2 separate regions of the Homo sapiens genome follow, and region 2 is linked to region 1. Evidence: chromatin contacts called from ENCODE Hi-C or POLR2A ChIA-PET data. All regions are on one chromosome and are shown on one strand. The core of a region is the stretch at or near the end of the contact, and the rest is flanking DNA. Distances in the headings are between cores, read along the strand shown.

Region 1 (7,408 bases), core at 959-3,458:
ATGAAAAAAATGGGTTCTTACCCATGTTTAGTTCATTATTTAGTTATTAGGAGCTTAGCTTCCTGGTGTATTATATACTGAGAAGCACCAATGGTGAGTAACAAATCAGCAAGAGAATCATCATGTAAAGGTTTAACATCTGCTCTGTGCCAGGTGCCTGGGCCATGAAGATTATGTGGCTGCTAGTTCCACATGGCCCTAAGAAGGGAAGGGGAAACTCTCCCTCACCACCTAGCTGGTGGCAGGGAGGGACTTGAGGATCCAGAAGCCTGTCTGACTCACAGGCAGCCAGCCAATGTCATGATGTCCAAATAGTGTCCAAAAGTCAGAGGGGCCAACATCTGAGCTGCAGAGAGAAGCAGCAGGTTATGGGTGATTATGTCTCCACAAGAGAGGGAGCAAAACAGACCAATCCCAAAACCTGAAGCAAAGGCGAGGGCGAAGTGGGATGGCTTCAGGCTTTTCTTTACAGTGATAAGATGTCATAGCTACACTGGATAGTCCTGTAAGAACTCACCACTAACTATATTTACAGACATTAAACAAAAAGACCAACAGCTCCTAAAACCATGGCCTTTGAGTTATGCTAACTTGGTAAATCTCAACGAGGCACATGGTAAAATATTTAGAGCTTTTTTGAATCTATGCACATGAGCTGTCTGAAGGAGCCATTCATGAGAACCGGGCACTTTTGTAATCCATTACCTGCATTTTGATAATGAAATGATTGAATTTGGAGCTGAGAAAGATGGGAGCCTCGTCTGTCACTTTCAGGTGAAGGAGATGAAGTCCCAGCAGCTCAGCGTCTGTGGTCCTGGCCGCGCGTTATCTGGCTTAACTCAGGTCTCTTCCCCACGAGGCCAGAGCCACTGCATCACATCCTACTGTTGCCCCAGTCAGTGCTTAAGTGTGACAGCTTGCAACATCCCTGTCCTTGGGGAACCTCCTCGATTAGCTCCGGCTTAAACCAGAGGCCTTTTCCTGGCTAATACCTGTCTGGGGACACCAGAACAGCGAGAGACGCCGTGTTGTTATCCTTAGGTTAAATCCTTGGAACACTGTTTCTGATCATTTTTAAAGTTGTTCAGGGCTTACTCTGTGAGCAGATGGCCCCAGGATGTGACCCTTCCCTGGCACCACATCAAAATACTCATTTAAAAGCTTAACCATACACAATGGCAACCTTATTAACTGCAATGCAAATGTACCTTTGGGAATTCTGAAGGAGTATTGGAGTGCTCTCTAGATGGTATTCAACAGAGAAAGGAAATGGATGTGAACATCTGTGATTATTCTACATTAAAATTATCGATCACAGGGCCTGTGTGGCTTATCAGCGGCAGGAAGTGAATTTAAAGTCAGTAAATGACTCCAGGTCGACTTACCAGGAGCTAGGGCATTTATAAGCATTGTGCCCTGAAGATAAGTTCACCCCAGGCAGTTCTGAAAAGGACTCGTCAAACATGTCCTGCTGTAGAATAATTTCTAAAAATGTTTTTCAGATCTTAGGAGTAATATAAACATGCAGAAAAGTAGAAGGAAGAAAATAATGACCTGATACAAACTAAAGGTTTGAGTGCTGTGTGAACAGTCTAAGGGAGGTTATTGAATTGGGGTGAAAAGAATAGAAAGAAGAGCGCAGATAATTGTAATAGTAACAATAGCTAATATTTATTGAAGCTTTCCCATGCTGGGCACAGGTTCAAGTGCTTTACAGGGGTCGCCTCATTTAATTATTACTCATTTCTGTGTAGGTGTGTAGCCGGTGGGCTAGTTCAGGTTCTTGACTTTGGGACAGAAAATAATTTGAAAGTGAGTCAAAAGCAAAAGCAAGCAAGAGAGTTGACTGCAAAGCCAAAGTACACTCTAGCAGCCGGTCAGAACGGGCCACTCAAAGGCAAGACAGCTCTGTCTAATACTGGGGGATCTCCCTTTATGGGAAATTTGCATGATTATTCATGAAGGGGTGGTAAGGGGTGTTGCTATTAAGCATGTTAGGAGTGGTTTCTTAGGTCCACATGTGCAGTGGCTGTACATGCTAGTACATCCATCGCATGTCTTATAAGCATTTTAAATCTCCACCTGGGGGTGTGTTTTTTACTATTATAATGAGCACAGGTCAGCCCAAGGACACTAATCACGGGTTTCTGTGCTTGTACAAATGTGGGGATTTTTCTCTTCTGCTCCTGCCTTTTTGCTGTAGGGTGTTCTAACCACGAGCTCAGGATGCGGTCTGTGCACTGTTAGGTGGTTTGTTCTCTTCATCAATTTGACAAGTTTCTTGTTTCCTGTCAAGGGAGGCTCTGACCACCTCATCTAACCTGCCTCAGGTGCAGCCTTATTGCCATTTTACACGTAAGGAGTGGGAGGCAGAGAAAGGTTAAGTCCCTGATATTAAGGGAAGAGATGACATGGAAACATATGAATATAATATATATAATATAATGTAATACAAACAGCATGGAGAGGCTATTTGCAGAGGAGGGAGTTATTAATTGTGAGATTGTTGGCTGGGGGAGCCTAGGATCTGCAGCAGCAGCTAGGTGGAGGTGATGTTTGCTTGAAAGATCATGTACCCAGAGCCCCAAGTGTTGGTAGGAGAGGTAGAAGCAGGGGAGATAATGTTAGTCTAGGGAGGAATCAGCAGCCGGGGAGGGTGGAAATGTAGGCAGGGGCTAGGTTATGGAGAGTCTTTTATAGTATATTAAAGAATTTGGACTTTTTCCTGAAGTTGAAGAGAAATGTCATGGGTCTTCGTGCAAGTATATGGCACAGTCTTAGTTGGTTATTCTGTTAGCAATATACTAACCTGAATTATCAATTCCAAAATCAGTGTGATCCAATCGCTTGTCATCTCTTACTGCTGGCTGTTGTTGGCTTTGTACCTGCTTTTTTGATGTTGCAGAATGAGAGGGGAACCAGGATGTGTTACACAGTTTAACATACACACCAGCGCATCAGAGAGAGCGAAAAGTCACTGTCACCACGGGCCATGGGGCAGTACTGGCTAGATACTGCCTGTGTGCTGGGGAAGGAGCGACAAAGGAAAATCCATGAAATCTACGCAAAGTTTGGAGGAGGTGTCCATCTGATAGGGAATTAGCTGACAAGTTTCTTGTATTTCAGTGTATTTGAAAATTCTGCCATTGTTTTAGCATCTACTTTTTCCTTGTGAATTTTTTGCAGACTTTGCATTCTGTTCTGTGGATCTGTCTTTGTATTTTGGTTTTTACTACCAAATGGCTTTGATTACTGAAGTATTTTTTTCTTTTAGGCGTTCTAACATCTGTTGTACAAGTTTCCCTCATTATTCTTATTCAAAACTTTTCTGGCATTTCTTGTATATTTAATTGTACAGAGGAGCCTAAGGCTTATCTTGTGGATTCTTTCTTCTTTCTCCTTCCCCCAAAAATTCTTGTGAATATTATTATGATGATGTTAGGTTTGTAGAATCATTTAAGGGAATTTGGCATCTTACTATTGAGAAGAAATGCTATGATTTTCATTTATTCAAACATATATAATTTCCCAGTAAAGTTTTATGGTCTTTTTCATATGGATCTGGCAGATTCCTTGTTAATTTGTTTCCAGCCACTTATGGTAGGGGGAAAAAAGTAAGGTACTTTTTCTATTATGTTTTTTCAGTGACTACGTTTTGGTACGTAAGAAGGTTATTAAAGTTTTCCTTATTTATTCTGGAATGAGTCTCCTTACTAAATTACTTTTCTTTTTTTTTCTTTTTATCATGTCATGGAAAGTTCCTCCTCTTTTTTGTTTATTAAGCTCCTTTCTCTTTCTCTTCCTAATCAGAAAAGGATGTTATATGTTGCCAGAAGATTTCTAGCAGTTATTGAAATGCTATTTTTCCCTTTGATCTAGTATTATGATGCATTGTACAAAAGATGAATGACATAAATGTTCTTAATATTTAGTCATCCTATTCCATGGTCATGGTGTGTTATTCTTTTAAGGTACTTCTGGACTTCATTTATGTACAAAGTGATCTGAATTCTAAACGTCTGTTCCCTCTTGGTACCATTTCCACTCTCAGTGAGTTTCTGAACTGCTGTCCCTCTGCATGGCCTCTCCTTCCTCCTCCTCTCCTGCTCAGCTGGTTTCAGGAGATGGACCTCAGCTGTCACTGCATGTCTCCAGCCAGCTAGGTGTTTGCCAGGGACAGGACGCCAAGGGCACAAGATATCGCTGGAGATGCACAAAGGGAAAATTGCAGAATTCTCTCAGGGACAACACCAGATGGCCACTGGTTGTCAAGGAGACTTTAAGAACCATCTCAGATGGGGCGGGTGAGACCCTGGGCATGAGAGATGGTCTCTAAGCTGCTACAATGCTTGCTTTGCTGAGGGGGTGTGCACGTGCTGGCCCAGAAAATCCTTTTCTGCAGAGTTCAGTCTCCCCTTTACAGAATTTGAAAACAATGTCTACAGAATATAAACATTGTTTTAGGAAAGCAGGTGGAAGCATCGCTCCATTAGGAGCCCCCCTCTGGAGAACCCTCATGTCTATTTGGCTGAGTCCTGGACTGACTTGAGAGAAAAAGAACATTTTGGAAGCTGCTGCCATATGGGTCAGCTGTACCTCGGTGTATAAATAAATCTCAGCCTAGCCAATCCTGAATATGCATTATTTATGCAAAACGGCTTTTGGGTATTAATGTCCAGTTATCAGCTGGTTCATTCACACCCCCTGGGATGCCCATAAGAGTTCTTGCTATTTGTCTGGGAAAGCATTGCTGCTCACTGGATCCACCTTTGCCCTTGAGGTACAGAGGAAGCTACTCTTCCAGCAGGAGGGGCCGTGCAGTCAACCCAGTTGTCCTGAGGAACAAATGATTGGTGACCTATGAGGCAGAGCTCTTTAAAAGTAGGGAATGATACAAACACAAAGCCTTATTCATGGGCACTGGCCTACGTGCACTGTAGCTCAGGGATCACAGACTTTCTCTGTAAGGGCCAGCTAGGGTCATTGGTCAGATGTGTCAAAAGAAGCAGTATTCAGTGATGCTGTACCCACCTGCACCTCCCTGCTTTGTAAAAGCCATTCTTAGCTCATGGACTGTACAAAAACAGGTGGGGGGCTTGGCTTGGTCCCAAGTTGCAGTTTTCCAATCCCTATTTTAGATGATCTAGAAGACATGTTTTTCCCTGACTCCAAGTGGCCACTTAAGCCATGGTGCAATAAATCTCTTCCTACTTGGACTCTTGTGGGCTGCGTTTCCACTCTGAGCTCTCTGAGGAAGATGGGGGGCCCACTTGCCAGAGAGAATGCTTTCCCCTGCTCTGAGCATCCTGGAAGTTTCTCTTTTCAATAGGACTTATTGCTTCCTTTGGAATAATACCTCAGAAAACAACATCAATGCACAAAAATGGATGCAGTTGTTTTGATTTTTTCTTTGGTGTTAGAGTTTTGGGAAGTCAGTATAATCCATTTTTTGACTAGATATATAGTCAAAGATTTCTATTTCCTTTTTTGAAATAGAGCATCTATTTCTTTTTTGGAAATACAACATTGCTTAAAGTATTTTCACATTCATCTCTTCTTATTTTTAGGTTAAATTCCCCAAACTCGAATATTTCAAGTTACTTCTAGGGACAATAATTTGAATGGTAATAGTTGTTCTGGCCCAAGTAGTAAACTGATTTCTGGCAAGTTCTTAGCCTGAACTTCCCTAATCGGGGGCTGCTGCATGCACACGTGTCTCGTTGCAGCCGCAGAAACATGCAGTGCATTTTGTAGGCAACAGAACCAGCTGTGGACTAGAAAGGGTGGATGATGATGCTTGCTATTAGCCTCAAAGCAGCCTGACCTACATTTGGAAGAAACGCCAGGCTGGCTGCTAGATTTGACTGGCTGCACTATAATACATCCCAGTCCTGGCTGTTTTTCACCTAAGTAATCTACCACTCAGGGTTGATGTGAGGATCAGTCAACCAACCAATTTACAGGCATAGCATAGGAGCTTACATGGAGGAGATGTTTAATAAACAGAAATCCTTTTCTTTTAAGGATCTCACCCTGTTCAAGAGGCACCTGCTACAAGTCTGCCTTACACGGGATCCAGGCCCTAGTGTAGATTGCAGAGGTGTTCCATTCGTCATTAAACACCAAGATAAACAAAGCTAAACTTTAAGCAAAGCCAATAACCATTGTCTGTGTTGGTCAGTGTTTTGCGTAGGTATCCGACATTTTTTTTTGCTTAAGATATTTAAGTCTAATGTAATGTACTAAGGTGCAAGAATGAGGTCTCGTAACATATGTAATCGATTTTTCTGCCTGACTTTATTGAGGATGTTCCCCAGAATTTGGATAATTTAATGCTTCCCCCATCAGGATTTGCCTTCAAACAGTTCATTGCACCTCTTTGGCTCTTGAAGGGATGATTTGATATTAGCAATAAAAATGTCTTGGATGGTTGAACTTTGCAAATTGTAATATGCTTTGTAGTTATCTAAAATGCTAAGCTAGCAAGTGGCCCAGTAAAATCCTTTTGAAATGAAGCATATCTCAAACCCATTTTTTGAAATAGAGCATTGCTTAAAACATTTCCTGCTCCCCTCTGTGAGGTGGTATCATGTAGCAGCGAAACAAATAGACGTGGGGCTGGATTGCGGGGTCCAAATCCCGAATTCAACACTTCCTAACTGGAGGACTCAGACAATTCACTTACCTTTGTTGTGCCTCCATTTCCTGATCTGTTCATTGTAGATGATAATAGACATCATAGATAATAGACATACATCAGAGAGTTGTTTGTAGATTAAGCCAGTTAATTTAAGCAGACTGCTGGAACAGTGTCTGGTTTATAATAAGTGTTAGCTATTTTATAGTTTTGGTTTAATTTGTAACAGAGAAATCCTTGGCATTATCAGTTTTGGAGTAAGACACAAAATGAACATTTTAATCATTATGGAAGTAATTCATACTCATTGCCTCATGCTGGAAAGCAAATGGAAAAGAGACTAAACAGCACTCAAAACATGATGCCCAAGGTGACTGCCATTTGTGGTTGATCTATTTCTCTTTGTGAATTGAGATCTGCATAACAAAACCGTATTGTAAGTACAAGTTTGAGCCTAATTATTTTCACTTAACATATATGATAAGCATTTCCCCATAATAAAACAATTATTCATAACTTTAATGGCTGCATAATGTAATCATATTGATTAATCGTAATGTGTGACACATTTTCTTAGTGATGAACATTTAGTTTCTTTCTTTCTCTTTGAGTAGGGGGTGGGGGCAGCTGTTACATATGGTGCTGGTGGCCAACAGTCATGCATATATATTCATTTACATATATATTTTTTCTTAGTATTTCCTTATTCTTAGGGTAGATTCCCAGAAGTAAAGTCATTGGGTCAAAGGGATGAACATTTTTAAGGCTCTT
Region 2 (7,337 bases), core at 1,986-4,485, 87 kb after region 1:
ACTTACTCTGATTCACATTCACAGGACACTGTATTAATTGCTGCACCAAGTAGAGTTGGTTCTTATTATCTGAGGCAGCTATGGTCTATAAAGCTGCTTCAAACATTGAATTAGTGAATACTAAACTATTGCTCATATAGGCAATGCAGGGTTAGAATTCTCTGAGCCTCTGTTCCCAACGTTTTCCTCAACTGATTAGTCTATAACCTTGCTTTATGTGTGTTTCTGTTTAGATGCCGTATTTAATAGATACTGTTGACTCATTAACAATGAACTCTTGGCCAACAGCTCTATAACTCATGCCTGAATGAAGCTTCTCTAACACACACATTTTCTCTGTAAGGCACATCACAGCCTTTTTGCACTTAGAAACACTTGACAGCACTATACTTTGGGGCTATTTTAAACAGTGACGTCATCAACAAAAAGCACAAAAATGCAAAAAAAAAAAAAAAAAAAAATGGGGCACTAAATAGACCGTGAAAAGGACACTTGTTGACAGCAGGAGAGCTGAGACATGGAGGCAGAGCGTTGCCTTGTTTGACCTCAGCTGGGAAGGTGTGGGTAGGTTGACTCCAAGTTTTTGCTGCTCCGTGCCTGTCTGAGAATGAGTGAGAAAGAACCATGAGTACTGATTTTGGGGTTTCAAATAACTGTTAGTGAGCAGTGAGTAGGCGAATTCACAAATACAGCATCTGTGACTAATGAGGATTGACTGCTGAGTGGGTTCCTGGCCCCTCGTTTATCCCTAGCTTCTCATTACTCTCCGTTGATCTCTTCTCATCCTGTCTTTTTAAAAACACCATCTGCATTAGTTCCCCAGGGCCTCAGGCAGTCTCTCCTCCTGCACCCGTCACCGCCCTGCTCTGTAGCCACTTCACTGCTGTCCTATCCCCATGTCCACCCCTTCTCCTCCTGGACCTCACGGCCGCGTTGGATGTGGGTGACCACTCCTTCTTTCTTGAAACCCTCTGACCTCTGAGATTTGGTCCCCTCTCAGGCCAAGACTTCTTACTCTTCACAGACCGGCTTCTTCCTGCTGCCCCTGAAACCATGATGTTACCCAGGGTTCCAGCCTCAGCTCTCCTTCTGCTCATGGCCTTCCCTCTCCTGGGTGATGCCAAGCACCCCCAGGGCTTTGACACCCAGCTGTCTGGGGATTCTTCCCCCTCTCCTCCACACTGTCCCTCCAGCCTGGACTCCAATCAATGGCAGCCTGCCAGACACCTCCGTCTGGGTATTCCACACCACGTTCAAAATGCAATTCTTCCCTCGGAGACTCACTCTTCCCCCTGTCTCCAACTCATCTTCCAAGGTCCCCCAGGCCTGAAGCAGATGCATCTCAGACCTCCTCCCCACCTCACCCAGTTGGTCACCGAGGTCTGCTAATCCTTGCTCCGAAATGTTTCACAGCTCTGTCCTTTTCGAGCTGTTGGCTCCAGTTCCAGCTGCATCTCTAGCCTGCTATGTTCAGCATTTTCCTGGTGGCTGTGTCTTGTTTCCCTCAAAGGCACCTGTGCACTGTCATCAGAGTCATCTTATAATGAGTCTGGGGTCTTGCTGTGCTGGAGGATGGGGATGAGCTCCCTCAGAGTGTGAGCCTCAACAGTCCTCGCCCACACACCCGACAGTGTGCGCCCACTGTCCCCAGCCTTGAGTGCTGCTTCTGTCTCCCGAGTCACATGGGAGAACCTCACACAGCTGACTGTTCTCCCGGGGTCCCAGTCTGGGTCTCACCTCCACTCTCAGGCCCCCTCTGCTGGGATACAGTATCCCCGCCCCATCTTATCCTCCGAGTTCAGCTTACATGCCCTCTTCAGGAACCCTTTTCCTCGGGTTTCCTGCACATAGGCGTCTCTGGAATTGGCATTTATCAAGCTGTACTCTAACTACTTCCACCCCCTTCACTAGGTTGTGGGAGGTTTTTGAGGTCAAAACTATGCCTCATTGATCTTTGTAACCCCCAGCAAATGCTCAGTGCATACATGTTTATTGAACAGATGAACTGATAAATGGATGAATGGCTGGATGGCGTATCCTGATCTCCAGCCCCACACCCGCACACGGTGGCAGCTGTGGCCAACCTACTCTTTTGCTTTTGCTTGGTTCCTTCCTTCCTTACCTCACACCACAAACACCTTCATAGACCTGCCTGGGGCCCAACACCTGGCTGCAGCCTCTGCTTGGGGTCTCTTTGATTCTTCCCTTTATGAGAGATTTGAGCTTCCTTTCTGGGGTTGTGTATCTGCTCCCCAGACCCAGTTACCTGTTCTTCCTCCTGCAGGTGTCCCTCGCCCTTTTGGTTTGTTCAAGGAGCTGCTGCTTTGCATAGCTGCTCTAGTGTCTGGTATCATCGGATCTGGTTTTGAATAATTCCCAGGAGTCCTGGGTCCCTGGCCTCCAAAGCTGGAATGTGAACGCATGCCACGGTGGTCTGACCCTCACACTCCTTTTCTCTTAACAGCAAAATGCAATGGAAGGAAGAAAAGTTCCAACAAAGAATGATTTTGTGAATTCTGTGATTTTTCTTCTGATCAGTTTCAATCTGTAATAAATGCCTTATTTTTCCTGTAAGACTTTTTCTTTCGTTGCCTGGTTGTTGTTGTTGTTGTTGTTGTTTTTAAAGTAACATTAACTATGAAATTTTTTGATGAGAAACTAATAAGATTGGTGTTAGCTAAGGATTTTAGGAGTTGAGGACTCTCAAAGTGACTGGCGTATTTCAGGTCAATTTAAAATGGTTGTAAATTTCTTGTTGTTAGAAAAGCAAGCAGTTCAGTGTCAGAAGAGCTCTGTTTTTCTCTTTATGTCTAATTTTTGTTTCTTTGTTTGTTTTCTTGAGACGGAGTCTCGCTCTGTCACTCAGGCTGGAGTGCAATGGTGCAATCTCGGCTCACTGCAAGCTCTGCCTCCCAGGTTCATGCCATTCTCCTGCCTCAGCCTCCCGAGTAGCTGGGACTACAGGCGTGTGCCACCACACCTGCCTAATTTTTTTGTATTTTCAGTAGAGACAGGGTTTTACCGTGTTAGCCAGGATGGTCTCGATCTCCTGACCTCGTGATCCGCCCTCCCAAAGTGCTGGGATTACAGGTGTGAGCCACCGCACCCGGCCTATTTCTGATTTTAATTTTGAAAAATCATCCATGGAGCTCAGGGGACTTTCAGGACAGTGAAACTGCTCTGTATGATACTGAAATGGGAGATGCATGACATTATGCACTGTGAAAACCCGGAGGATGTGTGACACAGAGCGCACACCCTAATACTCCACACTCGTGCGAGATGTTAATGGTAGAGGAAATTCTGTGGGGTGAGGTTTAGGGTGGGGGAAGGAGCTATCTGAGAACTCACTGTATTTTCTGCTCAACTTTTTAAGAAACCTAACACTGGTCTAAAAAATAAAGTTTATTAGTAAAAGAATTATCTGGTGGCTAAGGAGTAAGAGGTATCACAGTCATCAGTGTCCCCATAAAATACCCTTGTTGCTGCTTTTCCTCCAGGTTTCGCAGTCTAGGGAATCTATAGCAAAGCGAGCTTTCTATCAAAGCAGGTATTGCCAGGAAGAGATCCAGAGGACTGGGGCTTCTGTTCCCCAAGCCACTTAGAAATGTGCTCCAAATTGGTTCCGTTCCTGGAGCCGGGTCTGCTTTGGGGTTGATTGAGCAGTGAAAGAATTTGAGGATGTGAGAATCTCCCAAACTAATCACAGTCTCCTGCTGGGGACTGAAACCCACATGCATTACCATGGCAGTGTCTGAAGACATCATGAACCCTTGAAAACTATTTCCTGGATGAATATTACACTAAGTCATTATCAGTCATTTGTGCCTGGGTGTAGATGTGACTATTTAATTCTGCTCCATAGCAAACTGCTTTACTTGTTACAGCTTTTAAATGTCTGATAAAGCTAGTCCCTATCTCACTCTGATTCTTCTATAATTTTTCCAGAACTTTCCTGAATATTTTCATATGCTTATTTTATTTCAACTGTAGGATCAGCTTGTCAGGTTATGAAGAAAACTCTGATAGCATTTCAAATCAAATTAATTACATCAAATTTACAAATTAAGTTAGAAAAACATGACATTTTTGGATTTTTGAGTTTTGCTCCATAAGACTGAAATATACATTTCCATGTACTAAAGTCTTCCTTTATGCCCCTCTGGAGTTTAAGAATTTTCTCATATGTGTTCTGCATATTTCCCTTAAGATTTATTTATTGCTATAATTCTTTTCATTGTTATTATAAGTGGGATCTTTTGTCATTATATTTCATAATATAAAATTGACTAACTTATATTAGGATTTTGGCCTCTCTTCCTGCTGACTTTTCGTAGTGTTAATAATAGATTTTCAGCTGACACTCTTGAATATTCCATGTATTACAACCATAACTTTTTCAAATAATATTAATTTTGCCTTCTTTTCATTTTTTTAAACTTTATTTCTTTCTTTTTCCTATTTCTTTGATGAGTCTATTCCAACAGGACTAAATTACAGGGTGATGATAGACTCCTCTGTGTCCCGTTCCATTCTAAGAAGCATTTTAGTGTTTCACCGTGGACAATGCTGACTTCTGTTTTGGTGTACGAGGGTCTATATTTTTAAGCACATTAAAGTTGCATCTGTTCTTCCACTATTAAGAGCTTACAACATAAATGTATATTGAACTTTATTAAATGTCTTGAAATTATCTCATTTTGTTCTTCTTTGATTAAAAAAAGTAGAATGAATTGTTAACAAATCATCTTATTAAACCATCTTTGCTTTCTTGGGACAACCCCACTTGGTCATGGTTTACTACTCTGTAAATACGCCACTGTTTCATTCAGGTTGTTTATATTAAGCTCCCTAAGTGAGAACTGACTGTAGTTTATTCTATGCCGTCTTTGTTTGGTTTTGGTGTCCGGGTTGTGAAGTCCCTTCCATCTCTGTAGTCTCTCCACGGCATCGCCTCCTGTCCCTAAAACCTCCAACACTCTGGTCTAGTAAAGGACCCATCTTTATTATTTTATATATATATATATATATATATTTACATATATATATTTTATTATACTTTAAGTTCTAGGGTACATGTGCACAACATGCAGGTTTGCTACATATGTATACAGGTGCCATGTTGGTGTGCTAAACCCATTAACTCATCATTTACATTAGGTATATCTCCTAATGCTATCCCTCCCCCCTCCCCCCACCCCACAACCCTTTCCTGTGTCCAAGTGTTCTCACTGTTCAATGCCCACCTATGAGTGAGAACATGTGGTGTTTGGTTTTTTGTCCTTGTGATAGTTTGCTGAGAATGATGGTTTCCAGCTTCATCCATGTCCCTACAAAGGACATGAACTCATCATTTTTTATGGCTGCATAGTATTCCATGGTGTATATGTGACACATTTTCTTAATCCGGTCTATCATTGTTGGACATTTGGGTTGGTTCCAAGTCTTTGCTATTGTGAATAGAGCCGCAATAAACATACGTGTGCATGTGTCTTTATAGCAGCATGATTTATATTCCTTTGGGTATATACCCAGTAATGGGATGGCTGGGTCAAATGGTATTTCTAGTTCTAGATCCCTGAGGAATCACCACACTGTCTTCCACAATGGTTGAACTAGTTTACACTCCCACCAACAGTGTAAAAGTGTTCCTATTTCTCCACATCCTCTCTAGCACCTGTTGTTTCCTGACTTTTTAATGATTGCCATTCTAACTGGTGTGAGATGATATCTCATTGTGGTTTTGATTTGCATTTCTCTGATGGCCAGTGATGATGAGTGTTTCTTCATGTGTCTGTTGGCTGCGTAAATGTCTTCTTTTGAGAAGTGTCTGTTCATATCCTTCACCCACTTTTTGATGGGGTTGTTTGTTTTTTTCTTGTAAATTTGTTTGATTTCTTTGTAGATTCTGGATATTAGCCCTTTGTCAGATGAGTAGATTGCAAAAAATTTTCTCCCATTCTGTAGGTTGCCTGTTCACCCTGATGGTAGTTTCTTTTGCTGTGCAGAAGCTCTTTAGTTTAATTAGATCCCATTTGTCAATTTTGGCTTTTGTTGCCACTGCTTTTGGTGTTTTAGACATGAAGTCCTTGCCCATGCCTATGCCCTGAATGGTATTGCCTAGGTTTTCTTCTAGGGTTTTTATGGTTTTAGGTCTAATATTTAAGTCTTTAATCCATCTTGAATTAATATTTGTATAAGGTGTAAGGAAGGGATCCAGTTTCAGCTTTCTACATATGGCTAGCCAGTTTTCCCAGCATCATTTGTTAAATAGGGAATCCTTTCCCCATTTCTTGTTTTTGTCAGGTTTGTCAAAGATCAGATGGTTGTAGATGTGTGGTATTATTTCTGAGGGCTATGTTCTGTTCCATTGGTCTATATCTCTCTTTTGGTACCAGTACCATGCTGTTTTGATTACTGTAGCCTTGTAGTATAGTTTGAAGTCAGGTAGCGTGATGCTTCCAGCTTTGTTCTTTTGGCTTAGGATTGACTTGGCGATGCGGGCTCTTTTTTGGTTCCATATGAACTTTAAAGTAGTTTTTTCCAATTCTGTGAAGAAAGTCATTGGTAGCTTGATGGGGATGGCATTTAATCTATAAATTACCTTGGGCAGTATGGCCATTTTCACAATATTGATTCTTCCTATCCATGAGTATGGAGTGTTCTTCCATTTGTTTGTGTCCTTTTTTATTTCATTGAGCAGTGGTTTGTAGTTCTCCTTGAAGGGGTCCTTCTCATCCCTTGTAAGTTGGATTCCTAGGTATTTTATTCTCTTTGAAGCAATTATGAATGGGAGTTCACTCATGATTTGGCTCTCTGTTAGTCTGTTATTGGTGTATAAGAATGCTTGTGATTTTTGCACATTGATTTTGTATCCTGAGACTTTTCTGAAATGGCTTATCAGCTTAAGGAGATTTTGGGCTGAGACGATGGGGTTTTCTAGATATACAATCATGTCATCTGCAAACAGGGACAATTTGACTTCCTCTGTAAAGGACCCATCTTTAAACATCCACGGAAGGCAGGTGTGATTTTTCTTTATGGTCTGAATAGAATATTAACTATATATAAAGTAATATATATTAATTTACATATTTTTGTAATCTGCTAATCTTTGAATTCAGCATCCTTTTCCAAGGCTTTTCCTTCCACTTTCTTCTGGAAAGTTGGCAATAATATTCTTCATTTTTATTTCACTTTCTTCCGGAGAGAGAGAATAGTAGCAAACAAATACTAGGCCTGGAATGTTAGATCCTTGCTTAGCAATGGTCGTTGGCCCAGGATCGTGCTGCAGTGTGTAAGGGGTACTGGCATCGGAATATTAGATCTTTGCTTGG

What was found. A loop is a pair of places that touch in the nucleus more often than their neighbours do. ChIA-PET counts read pairs that join two places held with the same protein, here RNA polymerase II (POLR2A). Pooled maps may share reads with other maps.
Region 2: a map of natural killer cell shows a loop between it and region 1 (3-fold over the local background). The contact joins two enhancer-like sites. A Hi-C loop is called at or near these places in 2 of 168 maps with a recorded cell type or tissue (natural killer cell and right lobe of liver) and 1 of 50 pooled maps. POLR2A ChIA-PET finds 5 or more read pairs at or near these places in 2 of 52 experiments (H1 and activated CD8-positive, alpha-beta memory T cell).

The regions. Positions count from the first base shown.
Region 1 is chr2:233,988,488-233,995,895 of GRCh38, forward strand. The region is part of intron 21 of TRPM8 (transient receptor potential cation channel subfamily M member 8); the gene reads left to right. Among named protein-coding and RNA genes, the nearest start is that of SPP2, 59 kb to the right of the region's middle. RefSeq lists an enhancer at 2,040-2,089. Within about 2 kb of position 2,209, at least 4 of the 41 ENCODE cell types and tissues checked have a DNase peak (open chromatin) inside an H3K27ac peak, as active enhancers do; they include natural killer cell, where a contact is called at or near this core.
Region 2 is chr2:234,074,561-234,081,897 of GRCh38, forward strand. It overlaps SPP2 (secreted phosphoprotein 2), which reads left to right. Exons shown (of 8, transcript NM_006944.3): 8 at 2,285-2,574. Among named protein-coding and RNA genes, the nearest start is that of SPP2, 28 kb to the left of the region's middle. Within about 2 kb of position 3,236, at least 2 of the 41 ENCODE cell types and tissues checked have a DNase peak (open chromatin) inside an H3K27ac peak, as active enhancers do; they include natural killer cell, where a contact is called at or near this core.